2 separate regions of the Homo sapiens genome follow, and region 2 is linked to region 1. Evidence: read pairs that join two places in POLR2A ChIA-PET (ENCODE). Cell type or tissue: OCI-LY7. All regions are shown on one strand. Links, peaks and the distances in the headings refer to the core of each region. The heading gives the core; the rest is flanking DNA. Region 1 has its middle 24 kb from the start of LIN9. Region 2 overlaps LOC101927247 (a long non-coding RNA gene).

Evidence for each region. Peaks named below come from ENCODE experiments on the same cell type or tissue, not always from the same donor. Only the 100,000 strongest peaks of a DNase experiment are listed, where the experiment ranks them.
Region 2: POLR2A ChIA-PET joins it to region 1 with 16 read pairs; 5 of 35 experiments call an interaction of 5 or more read pairs at or near these places.

What each region holds. Positions count from the first base shown.
Region 1 is chr1:226,328,570-226,338,651 of GRCh38, forward strand. It overlaps the pseudogene LOC101060016. Among named protein-coding and RNA genes, the nearest start is that of LIN9, 24 kb to the left of the region's middle. RefSeq lists an enhancer at 4,663-5,217. In OCI-LY7, for the core only: CTCF peaks have their summits at 5,046 (motif pointing left) and 5,255; DNase peaks (open chromatin) are centred at 4,512 and 5,022; H3K4me3 peaks cover 945 bases; H3K27ac peaks cover 1,172 bases.
Region 2 is chr1:226,195,492-226,205,573 of GRCh38, forward strand. It overlaps LOC101927247 (a long non-coding RNA gene), which reads left to right. Exons shown (of 2, transcript XR_001738504.2): 2 at 1,561-1,883. Among named protein-coding and RNA genes, the nearest start is that of ACBD3, 14 kb to the left of the region's middle. RefSeq lists an enhancer at 7,957-8,458. In OCI-LY7, for the core only: CTCF peaks have their summits at 5,723 (motif pointing right) and 5,927; a DNase peak (open chromatin) is centred at 5,760; H3K4me3 peaks cover 172 bases; H3K27ac peaks cover 906 bases.

The DNA of each region.
Region 1 (10,082 bases), core at 3,817-6,316:
GGATGGAGACATCTGGGGATGTGCCCTAAAGGATTCGTCTCTGCAGACTCAAAGGTCACATACAGAGGTATCCAGCCTCCTCCCAGGCCCGGCGCGCTGGCTCACACTGTAATCCCAGCACTTTGGGAGGCCGAGGCGGGTGGATCACAAGGTCAGGAGATCGAGACCATCCTGGCTAACACGGTGAAGCCCCGTCTCTATGAAAAATACAAAAAATTAGCCGGGCGTAGTGGCGGGCACCTGTAGTCCCAGCTACTGGGGAGGCTGAGGCAGGAGAATGGCATGAACCCGGAAGGCGGAGCTTGCAGTGAGCCGAGATCGCGCCACTGCACTCCAGCCTGGGAGACAGAGACTCTGTCTCAAAAAAAAACAAACAAAAAAATTGAAACATACAATTCAGTAAAGTGCACAAATCTTTAGTGTATAACATCTTGACAATTTGTTTCTTTTTAAAATCAACTATTATTGAGATAAAGGTTATATATATTAAAATGTACCTATTTTTAGTGTATGGTTTGATGAATTTTGACATCTATGTATATATCATCATAATTAAGATATATAACATCTCCATCACCAACAAAATTTTCCTCATACTCCTTTGTAGTCAGTCCTACCCCTCCCAGTACTAGGCAAACACTGGTCTGCTTTTTGTCACTATATAGTAGTTTTTCCTGTTCTAGGACTTTATATTAAAAAATCCTACTATATATATGTATTATACACACACACACACACACATACACACTTTTTCGGATCTGGATTCTTTAGCTCATCAATAAAGTTTTCAAGATCCATTCATGTTGTTGTGTACTGTGTCTATCAGAAGTTTGCTCCTTTTTATTGCTGAGTAGTATTCCCTTGTATGGACAAACCAATTTGCTTATCTATTTGCCTATAGATGGATATATATTTTTTGAGATGGAGTTTCGTTCTTGTCGCCCAGGCTGGAGTGCATTGGCATGATCTTGGCTCACTGCAACCTCTGCCTCCAGGGTTCAAGGGATTCTGCTGCCTCAGCCTCCCAAGTAGCTGACATTACAGGTGCCCACCACCATGCCCAGCTAATTTTTGTATTTTTAGTAGAGACGGGGTTTCACCATGTTGGCCAGGCTGGTCTTGAACCCCCACCCTCAGGTGATCCGCCCACCTTAGCTTCCCAAAGTGCTGGAATTACAGGCATGAGCCACCTTGCCCAGCTAGATGTGTATTTGGTTTTAATACCCATCCACAAATATTCATGGCAGCTATTATTAATAAAACTATTATTAATAAAGCTGCCATGAATATGCATGTACAAGTCTTTTGGGGCTCATGGGATTTCATTCTCTTGGGTAAATACCTAGGAATGGAATGGTTGGGTCATATGGTGGGTACATATTTAACTTTATAAGAACCTGCCAAATGGATTTCCAAGGTGGCTGTGCCATTTGACATCCCTATCAATTCTGGCCGCTCTATATTCTCTTCAGCGGTTGGTAATGTCAGATTTTTGACTTTTTTAAATGTGTGTGCCCTTCTGATAGGTATGTAATGATATTGATTTCTAGATTCTTTTGTGGTCAAATAAAATATTCTATATTGTGGGCCAGGAGAAGTGGTTCACGGCTATAATCCCAGCACTTTGCAAGGCTGAGGCGGGCAGATGATTTGAGGTCAGGAGTTTGAGACCAGCCTGACCAACATGGTGAAACTTCCTCTCTACTAAAAATACAAAGAAATTAGCTGAGCGTTGTGGTGCACACCTGTAGTCCCAACTACTTGGGAGTCTGAGGCAGGAGAATCGCTTGAGCCGGGAGGCTAAGGTTGCAGTGAGCTGAGATCGTGCCACTGCATTCCAGCCTAGGCAACAGAGCAAGACTCCATCTCAAAAACCAAAACCAAAACCAAAACAAAACAGAACTCTATATTGTGACAGTCTTTTTCACTGTAAGATTTGTTTCATGCCCAGGACATGGACTGTCTTGGTGAATGTTACATTTGCACTTGAAAAAAAAATGTGTTTTTGCTTTTTTTTTTTTTTTGAGACGGATTCTCACTCTGTTGCCCAGGCTGGAGTGCAGTGGCACGATCTCGGCTCAATGCAACCTCCGCCTCCCAGGTTCACGTGATTCTCCTGCCTCAGCCTCCTGAGTAGCTGGGACTATGGCATGTGCTGCCATGCTTGGCTAATTTTTTGTTTTTGTTTTGTTTTGTAGAGATGGGGTTTCTCCATGTTGCCCAGGCTTCCATCCATTTATTCTTTTTTTTTTTTTTTTTTGAGAAGGAGTTTTGCTCTTGTTGCCCGGGCTGGAGTGCAATGGCGCCATCTCGGCTCATCGCAACCTTCACCTCCTGGGTTCAAGTGATTCTCCTGCCTAAGCATCCTAAGTAGCTGGGGTAACAGGCATGCGCCACCATGTCCGGCTAATTTTGTATTTTTAGTAGAGATGGGGTTTCTCCATGTTGGTCAGGCTGGTCTCGAACTCCTGACTTCTGGTGATCTGCCCGCCTCGGCCTCCCAAAGTGCTGGGATTACAGGCGTGAGCCACCTTGCCTGGTCCATTTATTCTTAATCTGTTGTCTTTATATTCAAATTAGATTTCTTTATGGAGTATATAGTTTTGTCTCACTCTTTTTTTTTTTAGGGTCTTCCTGTGTCGCCCAGGCTGGAGTGCAGTGATGTGATCTTGGCTCACTGCAACCTCCGCCTCCCAGGTTCAATTGATTCTCATGCCTCAGCCTCCCGAGTAGCTGGGATTACAGGCATGTGCCACCACACCCAGCTAATTTTTGTATTTTTTAGTAGAGATGGGTTTCACCACGTTGGTCAGGATGGTCTCAATCTCTTGACCTCGTGATACGCCTGCCTCAGTCTCTCAAAGTGCTGGGATTACAGGCGTTAGCCACCGTGCCCAGCCTCATTTTTTTTTAAAGGTCAATGAGATACAATTCGTTAAGAATAAAAATATATTGTTTCGCCAGGTGCAGTGGCTCATGCCTGTAATCTTGGCACTTTGGGAGGCCGAGGTGGTGCATCATTTGAATCCAGGAGTTTGAGACCAGCCTGCCCAACATGGGGAAACCCCATCTCTACTAAAAATACAAAAATTAGCTGGGTGTGGTGGTGCATGCCTGTAGTCCCAGCTACTCAGGAGGCTGAGGCACGAGAATCGCTTAAGCCTGGGAGGCGGAGGTTGCAGTGAGTCAAGATTGCGCCACTGCACTCCAGCCTGGGTGACACAGCAAGACACAGTTTCAAAAAAAAAAAAAATTAGCCAGTGTGGTGGCCTGTGCCTGTAATCCCAGCTACTCGGGAGACTGAGGCAGGAGAACCGCTCGAACCTGGGAAGTAGAGGCTGCAGAGAGCCAAGAGGGCACTGCATCCAGCCTGGGTGACAGAGCGAGATTCTGCCTCAACAAAAAAAAATAATAATCAATAAAAATACATCGTTTCAAACTTAGAATAATTTAATATTCTCTTTATTATTTCACATGTATCTGGAAATGGAATAGATACCTGTTCTCATCCTGTCCCGAGGCAGCGTTCCAGCAACTGGTACACGGTTCCCAGATAGAGTCAAAGTGACTTTCCTCTTGCAACCATTTTCATTGTCAAAAAAAAATTTGTTTTCATATATTTCAAGAGTAGCTTCAGATTAATACCTCTCAGAACAATCTCGTCCTCAAGGCCAACTTGGTTTAGAGCCTTTAACTGCAAATAATTTCCAGGCAACACTGACGACCAACATAAGGTAAATAACATATAGGCACATTTCAGTTCTATGGATTTCACTTTCATATTTTAAGTCTATCACTTTATACCTTCAGCATCAACATTAAAATAGAACCTAAGAAGATTTCTGTTTGAGCAACATTCTATATAAGTATCTCCACCTCTACCCCACTTGCAATCAGACTAGATTAATTTGCTTTCAATTATAATAACTGATAACTTTAACAGATTTTTAATCTAATAGTTTAACAGCTTTTAATTATAAAACCTATTCTCAATTATAATTTATAATTTTTTAAATTTAATTTTTTTTTGAGACAGGGTCTTGCTCTGTCACCCAGGTTGGAGTGCAATGGCACCATCACAACTTACTGCAGCCTCAACCTCCTGGGCTCAATCAATTCTCCCACCTCAGCCTCGCCAGTAGCTGAGACTACAATTGTATGTCATCATACCTGACTAATTTTTTAAATTTTTTTGTAGAGACAAAGTCTCACTATGTTGCCCAGGCTGGCCTTGAACTTCTGGGCTCAAGTGATCCTCCCACCTCAGTCTCCCAAAGTGCTGGTGTTACGGGCATTAGCCACTGCACCTGGCATGTAATTTACAGTTAAAAAGACTAGTTCAAGTACTTACGTTGATGAATCCCATACAACACCAAAACAAAGGAAAATTATTTTCAATATAATTAACTGCAGATACATGGCTTAGTAAGACTACTAAAACAGCTCATGCCATGTATTTAAAAACAAAAACAAAAACAAAACCAAAACATGCCTGAGGCAAGGAGATTGCGGCTGCAGTGAGCTGTGATTGCCCCAGCCTGGGTGACAGAGTGAGATACTATCTCTTAAAAACAGAAAAAAAATATGAGAAAAAAAAAAGCTGTACTGAGATGGATTTTAAAATAATCTCAGAAAATAGAAAAATTATTAATAATCTTTACAGCTTTTGATTACATATCTTCATAATGATAATTTTAATCACAGGTCTCAAATTTTGTTGCAAATATATTGCCATTAGGTCTCTAATCGTAGATTATCTTTTGTTGAATATTCTGCTGATAAATAAACAACTGCTTAACATTCCAATCAAATGTATTCTCACAATTAACTACAAGACTGGTGCCACTACTGGGAAACGAGCTGAGTTAATCAGCAGTTACATCAAATGTAATGAATCCCAAATCACTTCTTTCTCTCGGTCCGTTGAAGTCATCTACGTTTTTCAGCTTGATCGGCGAGTCATTGCCACCACACCAGGATGCTTCCGTCTTTGAAGGCAGTGGTGATGGTGAAAGCAGCTAAATATGAGCGCCACCATCAGGCTGAGAAGCGGCAGAGAGTTCACCTGCGACACCACCGCATTCATCTCCCACGACCCTGTGTCCACATGCACGCTTGGGCTCCTGTTTCAGGAGTGTATCACATATCTTTAAATATTGTTATGCTACTTTACATATCATGTGAGAACCTTTTAATAATGCAACTCCATTTTCCCTTTGGAACCTTTGTGCTATTGTTTTAAGACATTTCATTTCCATTTCCATTAGAAAGTCCAAACTATATTTTTATATTTGCTTTAAATGGTCAATTATCTTTTTAGAGAAATTCTTTTAAATGAAAAAAGTATTTTATATTTACCATGTATTTACATCTCTTTCTTTCTTTTTTTTTTTTTTTTTGAGTTGGAGTCTTGCTCTGTCGCCCAGGCTGGAGTGCAGTGGCACAATCTCGGCTCACTGCAAGCTCTGCCTCCTGGGTTCATGCCATTCTCCTGCCTCAGCCTCCCGGGTAGCTGGGACTACAGGCACCCGCCACCACACCCGGCTAATTTTTTGTATTTATAGTAGAGATGGGGTTTCACCGTGTTAGCCAGGATGGTCTCGATCTCCTGATCTCGTGATCCGCCCGCTTTGGCCTCCCAAAGTGCTGGGATTACAGGCATGAGCCACCGCGCCAGGCCACATCTCGTTATTTCTTTGTGTAGATCTAATTTTTCTATCTGTCACCCATGCTGGAGTGCAGTGACACAATCACGGCTCACTGAAACCCCAAACTTCTGGGCTCAAGCAATCCCTCTATCTTTAGCCTCCTGAGTAGCTGGGACTAAAGGTGTGTGCCACCATAACCAGCTAATTTTTCTCTATTTTTGGTAGAGATTGTGTCTCGCTAGTTGCCCAGGCTTGTCTTGAACTCCTGGCCTGAGGCAATCCTCTCCCTACTGCCTCCCAAAATGCTGGGATAGGCTGGGTGCAGTGGCTTATGCCTGTAATCCCAGCACTTTGGAAGGCCGACGGGGGCAGATCACTTGAGGTCAGGAGTTCAAGACCAGCCTGGCCAACATGGCGAAACCCCATCTCTATTAATATAAAAAATATTGAAAAAACAAGGCAACAACAAAAAGCCCAAAGTGCTGGGATTACATGCATGAGCCACCGTGCCCAGCCAAAAAAATATTTCTTATAATGCCGTTCTCTGGAAATGACCTCACAGCTTTTATTTATCTGAAAATGTCTTTCTTTTCTTTTCTTCTTTTTTTTTTTTGAGATGGAGTCTTGCTCTGTCGTCCAGGCTGGAGTGCAGTGGCATGATCTCAACTCACCGCAACCTCTGCCTCCCAGGTTCAAGTGATTCTATTCTCCTGCCTCAGCCTCCCCAGTAGCTGGGATTACAGGCGCATGCCACCATGCCTGGCTAATTTTTGTATTTTTAGTAGAGACAGGGTTTCACCATTGTTGTCCAGGCCGGTCTCAAACTCCTGACCTCAAGCAATCCGCCCACCTTGGCCTCCCAAAGTGCTGGGATTACAGGCGTGAGCCACTGCACCTGGCCACAACATTGGTACTTTTGATATTTGTCCTTTTTTTTTCCTTCACACTCACAGACTCAGGTCGCAACTTTTGACATTTGGATTGACAAAGGCTTGGCACTTGTTGACATGTCTTTGTTGTGGAGGCCTTTCCTGTGCACCGTAGGATGTTTAACAGCATCCCTGCTGCTGTGGTCTGAATGTTTGTGTCTCTCCCAAATTAATATGTTGAAGTCTAACACTAATAGTATTAGAGGAGGTGGGGCATTTGGGATTGGTGTCCTTATGAAAGAGGCCCCAGAGAGCTGCCCTGTCCCCTTTCGCCATGTGAGAAAGCAGCGAGGACACATTCTCTAAACCAGGAAGCGGGCTCTCATCAGACACCAAATCTGCCAGTGCCTTGATCTAGGTCCTCCCAGCCTCCAGAACTGTGAGAAATACATTTCTGTTATTTATAAACCACCCAGTGTTTTGTTATAGCCACACAAATGGACTAAGACACCTGGCCTCTACCTTCTAGACAATGGTAGCATCTTCCCAGTCATGACAATATAAATTGTCTCCAGATACAGCAAAATATCCTCTGGGGAGTAAACTTACCCCTGGTTGAGAACTGCTGTTCTAGGTCTATTTCAGTTCTACTCCTAAGGTGTAACCCTTCACGGATCTTTACCACATATCCTCAGTGTTTAATCAGGTCTCTTCACTCAGAGTTGGAACTCAAACATACCCCAGTAGTGTGTGGGCTCTGGGAACTGTCCAACTTACATTTCCCCATAGTGATTTTTTGCTTGGCTTTATGGAGTTTCCTGTTAGAGATACAGCTTAATATTTAGCACAAGACTCCAGAACACTGTTATGCAGATTTCCTGGGCTCTTTTTTGGACTCTTTTCTCTGTGTTACTTTGCCTTGCAAATTCCAGCCACCTTAGCCTCCTGAAACCAATCTCTGTCCTTCAACTTGGTGAAACGACTATATTCTGTTTAGGTTCCCTCTTCTTGCACCACAGCAGTCTGGGAAGTATCTCCAGGCAGACAGCCTAGGTCATTTTTGGACTCATTCCATTTATTTTCCTTCTCACAGTCTTGAATTGCCTATAGTACATGTATGCACATTTATAGTACGTGTATGAACATTTGTTTCATATACTTTGCCCAGTTTCCTTATAGCAGGAGGGCATGTTTGGTACTTGTTACTCTGTCAGGGCTGGAAACAGAAGTCTCCCTCAATAATTACATTTTTAAACATTTCATCTACTAACATGCCCTGTTGATGTTGGTCTTCCTTCCTGTCACTCTTTACTACTTATCTTTTCTAAACACATAATTACTGAGTAGGCCAAGAAAGACATTTCGAGTAAATGCTACTTTGTTTTCTTTGAGATTACCTTTTCTAAAATGCGTCAGATCTCTATTTTGCTTTTGGGCAATCACATTCATCCTTGGGTAAATACTGACCATATCCATTATTCGCTGTACCCAAGGCGGATACACTTGCATTTCAAATTAGAGGTAAGCAGAATGGTCCTCTGTTCATTGATATAGGAAAATGATGGGCCAGGAAAATAATTAGCCAGGTGTGATGGCTCCCACCTGTAATCCCAGCACTTTAGGAGGCTGAGGCAAGAGGATCACTCGCATCCAGAAGTTTGAGACCAGCCTGGGCAACAAAGTGAGACTTTGTCTCTACAAAAATTAGCCAGGGATGGTGTTTGTACCTGTAGTCCCAGCTACTTGGGATGCTGAACTGGGAAGATCAGTTGAGCGCAGGAGGTGGGGGCTGCGTTGAGCCATGATCATGCCACTGCACTCCAGGCTGGGTGACAGCGAGAGCCTGTCTCAAAAAAATAAAATAAAATAAAATACAAATAAATAAAATAAAATAAAATAAAATAAAATAAAAGACAGACTTAAGATTGAGATAGACCCCTATCCCCTTCCACCGTTTGAGGACATAACAAGAAGGTGGCATCTATGAACCAGGAGACAGGCCCTCACTAGATACCGAACCCGCTGCATCTTCATCTTGGTCTTCCCAGCTCCAGAACTGTGAGAAATAAAGGTCTGTTGTTTATCAGCTACCAAGTCCACGGTATTCTGTTTGTTATAGCAGTCCAGACGGATGAAGACGATAATCATAGTAGTTAACATTTACAGACTACCCACCACACACCAGTCACTAGTTAACACTTTACCTACACGTTTCTCAGTTATCCTCACAACCTTTTGAGAGGGCCAGCCTTATTATCTCCATTTTACAAATGTACCAAGAGTTGAAGCAACTTTCCAGGGTCACACGGCCAGGAAGCAGCAGTCAGGTGGCTCATGTTCCTCACCACGTCATGGCTGTGACAGCTCCACTGTCTCTACAACATGGGCACTAAGCTTTACAAAGGCTCCCTCTTTCAGCGAAGCTTCTACATGGTGCCCGTTTATTAATTTAAAAATGTAAAAGTCCCTAACATTGAAATGAGTGATATAAGAATTGTATTAGTCACTCTCGAGCTTTTTCATACATTTTTCTGTTTGAATGGAATAATTTGCATTTTTTGAAATGGAAAACAATTAGTCACACATCAAATTCTACTGCATCACTAATACACTGTCTCACGAGCATACTACTAGGAATTATTTGGCCTGCCACGTCTGCCAGGGATCTACAATTAAGAATTCACCCACCATGTTGTCTTTAAGTCTCATTGCATTTCCTATGCCCAGATAAATCCTCTGTCCCTAGTTGATTCAAGAAATATTTATTGCATGCATCTTGCATGCAGGATAAGTACTCTCCAGTTGTTGTTTTTTTTTTTTTTTTCTGTTTTGAAAGCAAATCTTGTACTTTGGTTGCAAGCGTTCTTAAATTTATTGTGTCACCTGCATGAGCAAGTGTATTTAGTATTTAGTAAATACAGACTAGGTATTTAGTAACTATCTGTGCATTCACTGACTCCCACCCCTAGTCCTGGAACTTGTTCTTTCTCCTACTACCTTAGTTGTTTAATTCTAATCCTTCCCCTGGGCCTCTGTGTTGAGGAAACCATATTACATCTCCATTAACCATCAGTGTCCTTAAGTTCTCAGTTATTTAGTACCTCCTCTTAATTTGTTCCTGTATCATTCTCATTCCACTTCTAAAGCATAATTTCCTCTCAAACTATATGGATTTTTCTCTATATTTAGCTCTTGGTTTTTCTAATCTCCTCCCCCTCCCTTCCCCTCATGTTTTGCTTCGTTTGCTCCTCATACATTCCCGTTCCTGTTCCTTTAGGGAGAAAACTGACACACATACACACTCACTGAGGCCTCCCTCCAGTAGGGATTTTTTTTTTTTTCTTCTGAGACAGAGTCTTGCTCTGTCACCCAGGCTGGAGTGCAGTGGTGTGATCTCGGCTCACTGCAACCTCCGTCTCCCGGGTTCAAGCAATTGTCCTGCCTCAGCCTCCCGAGTAGCTGGGATTACAGGCACGCCCCACCACGCCCAGCTAATTTTTGTATTTTTAGTAGAGATGGGTTTCACCATGTTGGCCAGGATGGTCTTGATCTCCTGACCTCATGA
Region 2 (10,082 bases), core at 4,555-7,054, 130 kb before region 1:
GTAGGTGGTGGGGAGCCAGTGAAGGATTTTATGCAAGGGAATGTCATGAAGGAGAGGCTGCAGGAGAGGCTGGCAGCAGGGAGCTCAGAATGGAGGTTCCCCTTACAGTCCAGGTGAAAATAATGAGATCTGGAAGAGAAGCAGGGTAGGGAGATGACAAGAAAGAGGAGATTAGTAGCACAGTCAATAGAGCCAGCAGAGCTAACCAGAGTAGGTGAGGGAATGGGAGTCCATTACATTTAACTGTGGCAATCTGAGACCCACTTTTTGGACCTCTGTCTCTTTATCTGTAAAAAGTAGAAACTGTTTCTGCCCTAGTTTCATCACATGATGTTGATAGGTCTAAGTTAACTTATCTCTGTGAAAGTGCTCTAGAAACTTTAAAATATGATAAATAGATAAGATATGGTTTTTATAGTCGCTATAATCATTTCTCTCTGGACTTCATGTCCAAAACACTCTTTTTTTTTTTTTTTTTTTTTGCTTTGAGACAAGGTCTCATTCTGTTGCCCAGGCTGGAGTACAGTGGTGCAATCACAGCTCATTGCAGCCTCGACCTCCCTGGGCTCAGGTGATTCTCCCACCTCAGCCTCCTAAGTAACTGGGATCACAGGCATACATGCCTGGCTAAATTTTTTTGTATTTTTTGTAGAGACAGGATTTTGCTATGTCGCCCAGGCTGGGCTCAAACTCCTGGGCTCAAGCAATCCACCCACCTCGGACTCCCAAAGTGCTGGGATTACAGGCATGAGCCACTGTGCACAGCCCCAAAACACTCTTAAGGGCCACTGTCCATTATGAAATTATACATATTTTTTTCAGATTCAAAAGTAAAGATGATTCTAACAAAAAAAAAATCAAATACCGGTGGGCAGATCACTTGAGGTCAGGAGTTCGAGACCAGCCTGGCCAACATGGCGAAACCCTGTCTCTACTAAAAATACAAAAATTAGCCTGGCGTGGTGGTACACGCTTGTAGTCCCAGCTACTCGGGTGGCTGAGGCAGGAGAATTGCTTGAACCCGGGAGGCGGAGCTTGCAGTGAGCCGAGATCACGCCACTGCACTCCAGCCTGGGCGACAGAGCAAGACTCTGTCTCAAAAAAAAAAAAAAATCTGTAAGTGTTTGATTTTTCTTTTTTTGAGACGGAGACTTGCTCTGTCGCCCAGGCTGGAGTGCAGTGGCGTGATCTCGGCTCACTGCAACCTCCGCCTCCCGGGTTCACGCCATTCTCCGTCTCAGCCTCCCAAGTAGCTGGGACTGCAGGCACTCGCCACCACGCCCGGCTAATTTTTTTGTATTTTTGGTAGAGACGAGGTTTCACCGTGTTAGCCAGGATGGTCTCGATCTCCTGACCTTGTGATCCGCCCATCTCGGCCTCCCAAAGTGCTGGGATTACAGGCATGAGCCACCGCGCCCAGCCAGAAATTTGTTTTTTAAAAAACAAGTCTCCCCAAATCCCATAACATTGACAATGTTGGGAGCGTTCTTCCACTTGTCTTGCAAACTGACATTCACATAGTAATAATAATGATAATTATTATGAAATAATATCCTCCAGTTACAGCAAGAAGACGTGAAAGGTTGGGAAAGGAGACCTCTGATTCCAAGGACTCGTTCAAAAGATGCTGAGACCGAGGCTTAAGCTTCAGGGCACCTCGGCCCCACCTGCTGGCCGGAGACGGTAGCGCTGCCCCAGCCGCTCAGTGCTTATGGGGCTGGCAGAGGGATGGGATGGGGCTGGCTGGGAAGAAGAGGTCGCTGAGGCCCCGCCTGGGAGCTGCAGAGCTGGGGCAAACCTGGGGCTCTGGGCAGGTCTGCCCCAGGCAGTATACTGTGGAGAATGAAACTTTTCTAAATGATCAATAAAAAAGCCAAAGTGGAGTCAGCTGTGCTGAAGGAAAGACTGAATTATCTTTCTATTCTCTCTATAGACAAATTATGAACTTACCATATGGAGACCAAGGAGTATGCAGTCAAAAAATGGAAGAAAAATGAGTACAGAGCTGTGTCATGAAGTTAAATAATACTAGCAATAATAATATAATAGGCCAGGCGCGGTGGCTCACACCTGTAATCCCAGCACTTTGGGAGGCCAAGGCAGGCAGATCACTTGAGGTCAGGAGTTTGAGACCAGCCTGGGCAACACGGTGAAACCCCACCTCTACTAAAAATACAAAATTAGCCAGTTGGGGTGGCACACACCTGTAATCGCAGCTACTCAGGAGGCCGAGGCAGGAGAATTGCTTGAACCCGGGAGGTGGAGGCTGCAGTGAGCCAAGATTGTGCCACTACACTCTAGCCTGGGCAACAGAGTGAGACTCTGTCTCAAAAAAGAAAATAAAATTGGCAAGTGCAAACAAATAGGAAGAGTGGGAACTGGGTCCCCAAGTGCTGAAAGGATGATCAGAAAGGGGCCATAATAATTGCTTAGTGCAGTTTGCGAAGGCTTCCTGGAGGAGGGGTATTTTTGAGACTTAATTAAAATCAACAAACAAAAAGATGTGAGAGGTGCAGTAAAAGGATCTGGGAGAAGGAGGTTGAACCTAAGAATGAGATATGTCAAGGAATCCATGATGACTATCGTTATCCCAGTGACTCTCATGTAAACAGAAGCTGGTCTTCTTTTATATTCAGTTGTGCTCACAAACCTGGCCCAGTTCCTGGCACACAGGAGATGCCCAATCAGTGTTTGTTGAACCGGCTGGGCACGGGGGCTCACACCTGTAATCCCAGCACTTCAGGAGGCCGAGGCAGGTGGATCATTTAAGGTCAGGAGTTCAAGACCACCGTGGCCAACATGGCAAAACCTCATCTCTACTAAAAAAATTACAAAAATTAGCTGGGCATGATGGCATGCGCCTGCAATCCCAGCTACTAGGGAGGCTGAGGCAGGAGAATCACTTCAACTCAGGAAGTGGAGGTTGCAGTGGGCTGAGATCATGCCACTGCACTCCAGCCTGGACAACAGAGCAAGACTCCATCTCAAAAAAAAAAAAAAAGTTTGCGGAACAACTGAAACTGTATGCAGAATTCCTGGCATGGCAATACCAGGAAGTTATAGGGGACCAATATCATCTCAATAGCTTTCTAACTATTAGAACTGACCATTAAAGAGTGCCAGTAATAGCTACCAAACGCCTCAAAAATGCCAGGAGCTAGGCTAAACTCTTTATATACATTGTCTCATGTTAGCTTGCAATAGCTGTTGAAGAATCATTGTCCCTATTTATTCATTTATTTTGAGATGGAGTCTTGCTCTGTTGCCCAGCCTGGAGTGCAGTGGCGTAGTCTCGGCTCACTGCAATCTCCACCTCCCAGGTTCAAGCGATTCTCCTGCCTCAACCTCCCAAGTAGCTGGAATTACAGGTGTCTGCCACCACGCCCGGCTAATTTTTGTATTTTTTTTAGTAGAGATGAGGTTTCACTGTGTTGGCCAGGCTGGTCTCGAACTCCTGACCTCTGGTGATCTGCCTGCCTCAGCTTCCCAAAGTGTTGGGATTACAAGCATGAGCCACCGTACCCAGCTTGTCCCCATTTAAAAATAAGGAAATTCCAGGTTCAGTTCAATTAAAACATAAAAGAAAAATTAGGAAACTATCCAGGCATGGTGGCTCACACCTGTAATCTCAGCACTTGGGGTTCTGAGATGGATGATGGCTTGAGGCCAAGAGTTCGAGACCAGCTTGGGCAACATAGTGAAACCTTGTCTGTACCAAAAAAAAAAAAAGGAAACTAAATTACAGAGGTGGCTGGGGGCGGTGGCTCACACCTGTAATCCCAGCACTTTGGGAGGCCGAGGCAGGCGGATCACGAGGTCAGGAGATCGAGACCATCCTGGCTAACACAATGAAATCCCATCTCTACTAAAAAATACAAAAAAAAATAATAATAAATTAGCCGGGCGCGGTGGCAGGCGCCTGTAGTTCCAGCTACTCGGGAGGCTGAGGCAGGAGAATGGCTGGAACCCGGGAGGCGGAGCTTGCAGTGAGCAGAGATCGTGCCACTGCACTCCAGCCTGGGAGACAGAGCGAGACTCTGTCTCAAAATAGATAGATAGATAGATAAATAAATAAATAAATAAATAAATAAATAAATAAATAAATTACAGAGGTTAAGCAACGTGCATAGGGTGCATGTTATCTATTTACCTGTAGATAGACTTTTGGATTTCTTCAAATTCTGGGCTAATACAAATTAAACTGCTATGAACATTTAGATACAAATCTTTGCATAGACATGATTTCATTCCTCTAGAACCTGATGTGTGTCCAAATCCCATCCTGAAGTTCTAGCAGTGCCTCCAGCCCTGGCTGGTTTTTGCCTCATGCATCTTGCTCACATGTGGGGTGAAATCCATCATTTTCCCTCCACAGATCTGATCAAGAGCATTCCTCAAGGGTATATCCTTGGAAGATCAAGGTCCGTATACAGCTTACCTCCCAAACCCCCATCCCCCTCAGTGGGATCTCCCAGGATATTAATAACGGTTAGTTAATTTTTTCTTTTTTTCTTTTTTCTTCTTCTTTCTTCTTTCTTCTCCTCTTCCTCTTTCTCCTTCTCCTGCTTCCTCTTCACCTTCCTCTTTTTATTTCCTCTTTTCTTTTCTTTCCTCCTCCTACTCTTCTTCCTCTTCTTCTTCCTCCTCCTCCTCCTTCTCCTTCTTCTCCTTCTCTCCTTCTTCTCCTCCTTCTTCTCATTCTTCTCCTTCTCCTCGGACAGGGTCTTGTTTTATTGTTCAGGCTGGAGTGCAGTGGCACTATCATGGCTTACTGCAGCCCCCATCTCCTGGGTTCAAGCCATCTTCCTGCCTCAGCTTCCCAAGAAGCTGGGACTACAGGCATGTGCCACCATACTCAGAAAAATTTTAAACTTTTTGTAGTGGTGGGGTCTCCCTATGATGCCCAGACTGGTCTCCAACTTCTGGGCTCAAGCGATCCTCCCATCTTGACCTCCCAAAGTTAGTTAATGTATTTCACATATACTATGCCCTACACGCTTTATCTATTTGGTATTATTTCTCAAATTTTTCTTGAAGTAGATGTTTATAGGTGAGGAAACAAAGGGTCAGGGAGATCTATAATAACAGAACATTACTCAACAGAGAGGTGAGAGAGGGCAGTGCTAAGCAGAGTAGACTCTAGAGCTGGTTTGCACAATTTTGGAGCCAGTTATACACTATCCTAGCTGTGTGATCTTGGGCATGTTGCATAACCACCCCATGCCTCAGTTGCTACGTCTGCAAAATGGAACAATAGTAATAGTACCTAATCAGGATGTTGTGTATGTTAACACATATAACCACACTTAGAATAGTGACTGGCACAGTTAATTCTCCATAAGTGTCAGCTATTTAATTATTGCTATTTTTATAAAACCCTCCCAGAGTCCTGAGTCAACAAGGGGATAAGAAAGATCCTGTCACCAGATGCCAGAACACAGGCAGAAATCCCAGCTCCTACTCCACATCCAGGCTGCTGTAGGTAAACCACTCAAGGGAACACTACACAAGAAGGAAAAGGCATTCCCAGCTGCCAGAAAACTATTCAAGATAAAATCTAGGTGTTTTTCTTTTTTACTGTAAAAGTACACGTTTGTTGTAGAAAATTTTGTTAACAGAATAATATAAAGAGAAAAATTTAGATAGAATTCTGCCACCAGAAAGCTTCTATTAACACAGGTTCTGTTAATACGATTGTTTCCTAGTGGGGTGCTTTCCTGGCCTGGCCCAGCAGAGGTTGCTGTTTGAGAAACAAAGCCCTCCTCCCATCTCTTTGCTTGGGGCTGGCCAGGGGAAAGCAAGATTTAAATCCAGTCTCATGGCGAGGGGTGCAGAGAGCTCTCAAAAGTGTGCACAGGATAGAGACAGTGTCGAGTGCCCATCAATAAGGGACAAGTGACATACATTATGGTACATCCATTCAGTGGAGTTCTAGTAGTTGTTAACAAGCATGCCCTAAAATGGAAAGATCTCAAAAATATATTACTATGTTACAAAAGCAAGGTGCAGAACCGTGTTTATAGTATGGTTCTTTTTTCTTTCTTTTTTTTTTTTTGAGACAGGCTCTCTCTCTGTCTGTCACCCAGGCTGGTATGCAGTGGTGCAATCACAGCTCACTGCAGCCTTGACCTCCCAGCCTCAAGCAATCCTTCTCCTTCAGCCTTTGGAGTAGCTGGGACCATAGATGTGCGCCACCATGCCTGGCTAATTTTTAAATTTTTAGTAGAGACAAGGTCTCACTATGTTGCTCAGGTTGATCTCCAACTCCTGGGCTTGAGAGATCCTCCCCACTCAGCCTCCCAAAGTGCTAAGATTACAGACATGAGACACCATGCCCAGCCATATAGTAGGGTTCTTTTGGATTGAAATATGTATGTAGATTAAAAAATAAAAATATATGGGATATATATGGGTGAGATTTAACCTTTCATTTCCTACTTTCTGTACTGTTTGAATTTTCCAGTCTTCCACATGCATTATTTTTTAAATGCCACTGAGAATTAACTGGGAAGGAAGATTATGGCTTATTTCAAAAATCTTTCTATTGTGTACATACTTGTATTTTTTTTTTTTTTTAGACGGAGTCTTGCTCTGTTGCCCTGGCTGGAGTGCAATGGCGCGATCTTGGCTCACTGCAATCTCCGCCTCTTGGGTTCAAGCAATTCTCCTGCCTCAGCCTCCCAGGTAGCTGGGACTGTAGGTGCCCACCACCACGCCCAGCTAATTATTGTATTTTCAGTAGAGACGGGGGTTTTACCATGTTGGCCAAGCTGGCCTCGAACTCCTGACCTCAGGTTATCCACCCACCTCAGTTTATCCACCCGCCTCAGTTTATCCACCTGCCTCAGCCTTCCAATGTGCTGAGATTACAGGCCTGGGCCACCGCACCTGGCCCATACTTGTATTTTTTAAAAATAATCTTTTCCTCAAAGCCTATTGTAGGATTTTTTTGAGCTACAGCACCTGTTGCTACCATAGCTGCTATGCCTCCTAGTGCCTGACACATAATAAATATTGAGCAAACATTTGTTCAATGGGTGAATAAATCTAATATAAAGGTCAGAAGCATTTCTTTTTAGCTTTATTTCCCTTCAGAGAATATTTCCTGAATTAAATTTACTGCATCTTCCCCTCTAGTGTTCCTACAGTCCCTGAAGGGCAGGTTAGGTGACAAGGTTATCTTAAACTCACCTTTTGCAGCTTTCCTCTTCTGCCAAAAGCTCAACCATCTGACACATTCATTGCAAAATTATGTAGCTGGGCACAATGGCTCACACCTGTAATCCTAGCACTTTGGGAGGCTGAGGTGGGCGGATCACTTGAGCCCAGGAATTTGAGACCAACCTGGGCAATATGGTGAAACCCCATCTCTACAAAAAATACAAAAAATGAGCTGCGCGTGGTGGCATGCGCCTGTAGTCTCAGCTACTCAGGAGCCTGAGGTGGGAGGATCGCTTGAGTCCAGGAAGTTGAGGCTGCAGTGAACCATGATCGCACAACTGCACTTCAGCTTGGGTGACAGAGAGAGACTCTGTCTTAAAAAAAAAAAAAAAAAGAAGTATGTACTGGTCACTTACTGCAAAGGACAGAACAAAGAGCTGCTGCTAATTTCTTGGAAAGATTTTCCTAGTGAAGTTATTCATTTAACAAACATTAATTGAGCACCTACCATATATTCCTGGCGCAGGATGATTGGGGTGGTCTCTGTTCTAATGTACCCTGAGGCCTGAGCACCATGGATCTCAGCCCTATCAGACCCAAAGCCTCTTTGTTAAACAGACAGTTTTTAATATCCCTTTTACCATGTGAAAGAAATTCATAAATAAAACAACATATGTACCCAATGAATTTGTAAATGTCCTAATTGTAATATAAAGGAGACATACAGGGAAAGTGACTAATAACAAAACTGTGAATGTTTGTACATGACTCCTAGGATGATCATGAAGTGGTCAGAGGTTTGAACCTATCCATGGAACCACCCTGAATACATCTGCTGCAAATGCAGATGGATACCAGCTTCTCTGTGGGTGATGTGATCTTTTAAATTTCAAACAACCCTTGAGAAACAAATTAGTTTCAGTAATAGATGCTTTCTTGAAAAATTCATCATATGTTAAAACCATGCACAAATTCACCGTGTTTATTTGTAAAAACGCAGGTTCTAGGCTCAGATAATTATAGATTGTGTTTTTGTCGCCATAACTGTCCAGGGACGAGGGATGTTGAGTGAACTGACCTGTGCATTGCAGGACATCTGGCATCCCCTGCCCCACCCAGCAATCACCAGGCCCATCCTCTCCAGGCCTGAGCCTTTTCTCCTCTGAGAAGAGATCCCCCACTGTTGAGAACACTGGGTCCAGGGGCTGCTATGTGAGGCGTCAGAGGCAGGAACTCTGAAAAGTCAGAAGCAGCCCTGTCTCACTGCATATCTTCAAGCACCAGGAAGTCCTGACACCCAGGAAAATGTGGTGTGCAAACCCCAGAGCAGGGACTAGGGTGATGGATTCCCAGGTGTCACACAGCAGGATTCTGGCTGGAACAGACATAAAGGTGATAATCGAATAAAACCCCCAGTAAGAAGGACCTTATAATAAGTACCAAGAGAGCAGGCCAGCCATGCTCTCCCTCATGACACAGGCATGTGTGCCAGGCTACATCTATTTAAAACAAAACAACTTTTTAAGGTGTCTGGGAAGCAGGGCTATGGTGGCTGTTGTATTAGGTGCAGAACAGGTGAGAGGCTCATAGTACATACAGCACACATCAGTCAAAAGGCAGACAGGCAGGGGATAAGGCAATATTTTCTTATATAATTTTTATTCCTTATGTAATTTATTTATTAATCCTTAATATTAATTATATTTAGTATATTTTATACTCAATATATTTTAATATATCATGTATTTTAATAAATATAAAATATAAATATATTCTACAACTATAATCAAATAATATAATCATATAAATATTAATGATTAATATTAATCATTAATAAAGAAATATCCAGTCAGGCTTGGTGGCTGATGCCTGTAATCCCAGCATGTTGGAAGGTTGGAAGGAGGATCACTTGAACTCAGGAGTTTGAAACCAGCTTGGGCAACATAGTGAAACCTTGTCCTTACCAAAAAAAAAAAAAAATACAAAAATTAGCCAGCTATGGTGGCTCATGTCTCTAGCTCCAGCTACTCAAGAGGCTGAGGTGAGAGGATCGCTTGAGCCTGGGAGGCAGAAGTTGCAGTGAGCCGAGATCACGCCACTACACTCCAGCCTGGGTGACAGAGCGAGACTCCGTCTCAAAAAAAAATCCTTTATTTCTTATTAACTTATTTTCTAATAATATATTTACTTTTTAATTATCACAAAATAATAGATATTTGTGGGAAAAAAATAAAAGATTAACACAGCACTGAAGGGTATAAGGGTGAAAAGTAAAATTCCTCTTCCCTACCCTAACTTCCCAGTCCCACTTCCCAGGATTGAGTTTCTACTTATTTATTTATTTATGTATTTATTTATTTTTCAAGGCAGAGTCTTGTTCTGTCACCCAGGCATGATCATGGCTCACTGCCACCTCAACCTCCCAGGCTCAAGCAATCCTCCTGCCTCAGCCTCCCCAGTAGCTGGACTACAGGGGTGTACCACCACACCTGGCTAATAAAAAAATTTTTTTTTTTTTTGTAGAGACAGGGTCTCCCAACCAGCCTGGTAACACGGTGAGACCCCATCTCTACAAAAAAAAGTAAAAAAATTAGTCGGCTGGGCGTGGTGGCTCACACCTATAATCCCAGCACTTTGGGAAGCCAAGGTGGGTGGATCACCTGAGGTCAGGAGTTCGAGACCAGCCTGGCCGACGTGGTGAAACCCTGTCTCTGCTAAAAATACAAAAACTATCTGGGCATGGTGGTGGGTCCCTGTAATCCCAGCAACTCAGGAGGCTGAGGCAGGAAAATCGCTTGAACCCAGGAGGCGGAGGCTGCAGTGAGCTGAAATTGCACCATTGCACTCCAGCCTGGGCAACAGAGCAAGCTTCTGTCTTAAAAAAAAAAAAAAAAGGCCGAGCACAGTGGCTCATGCCTATA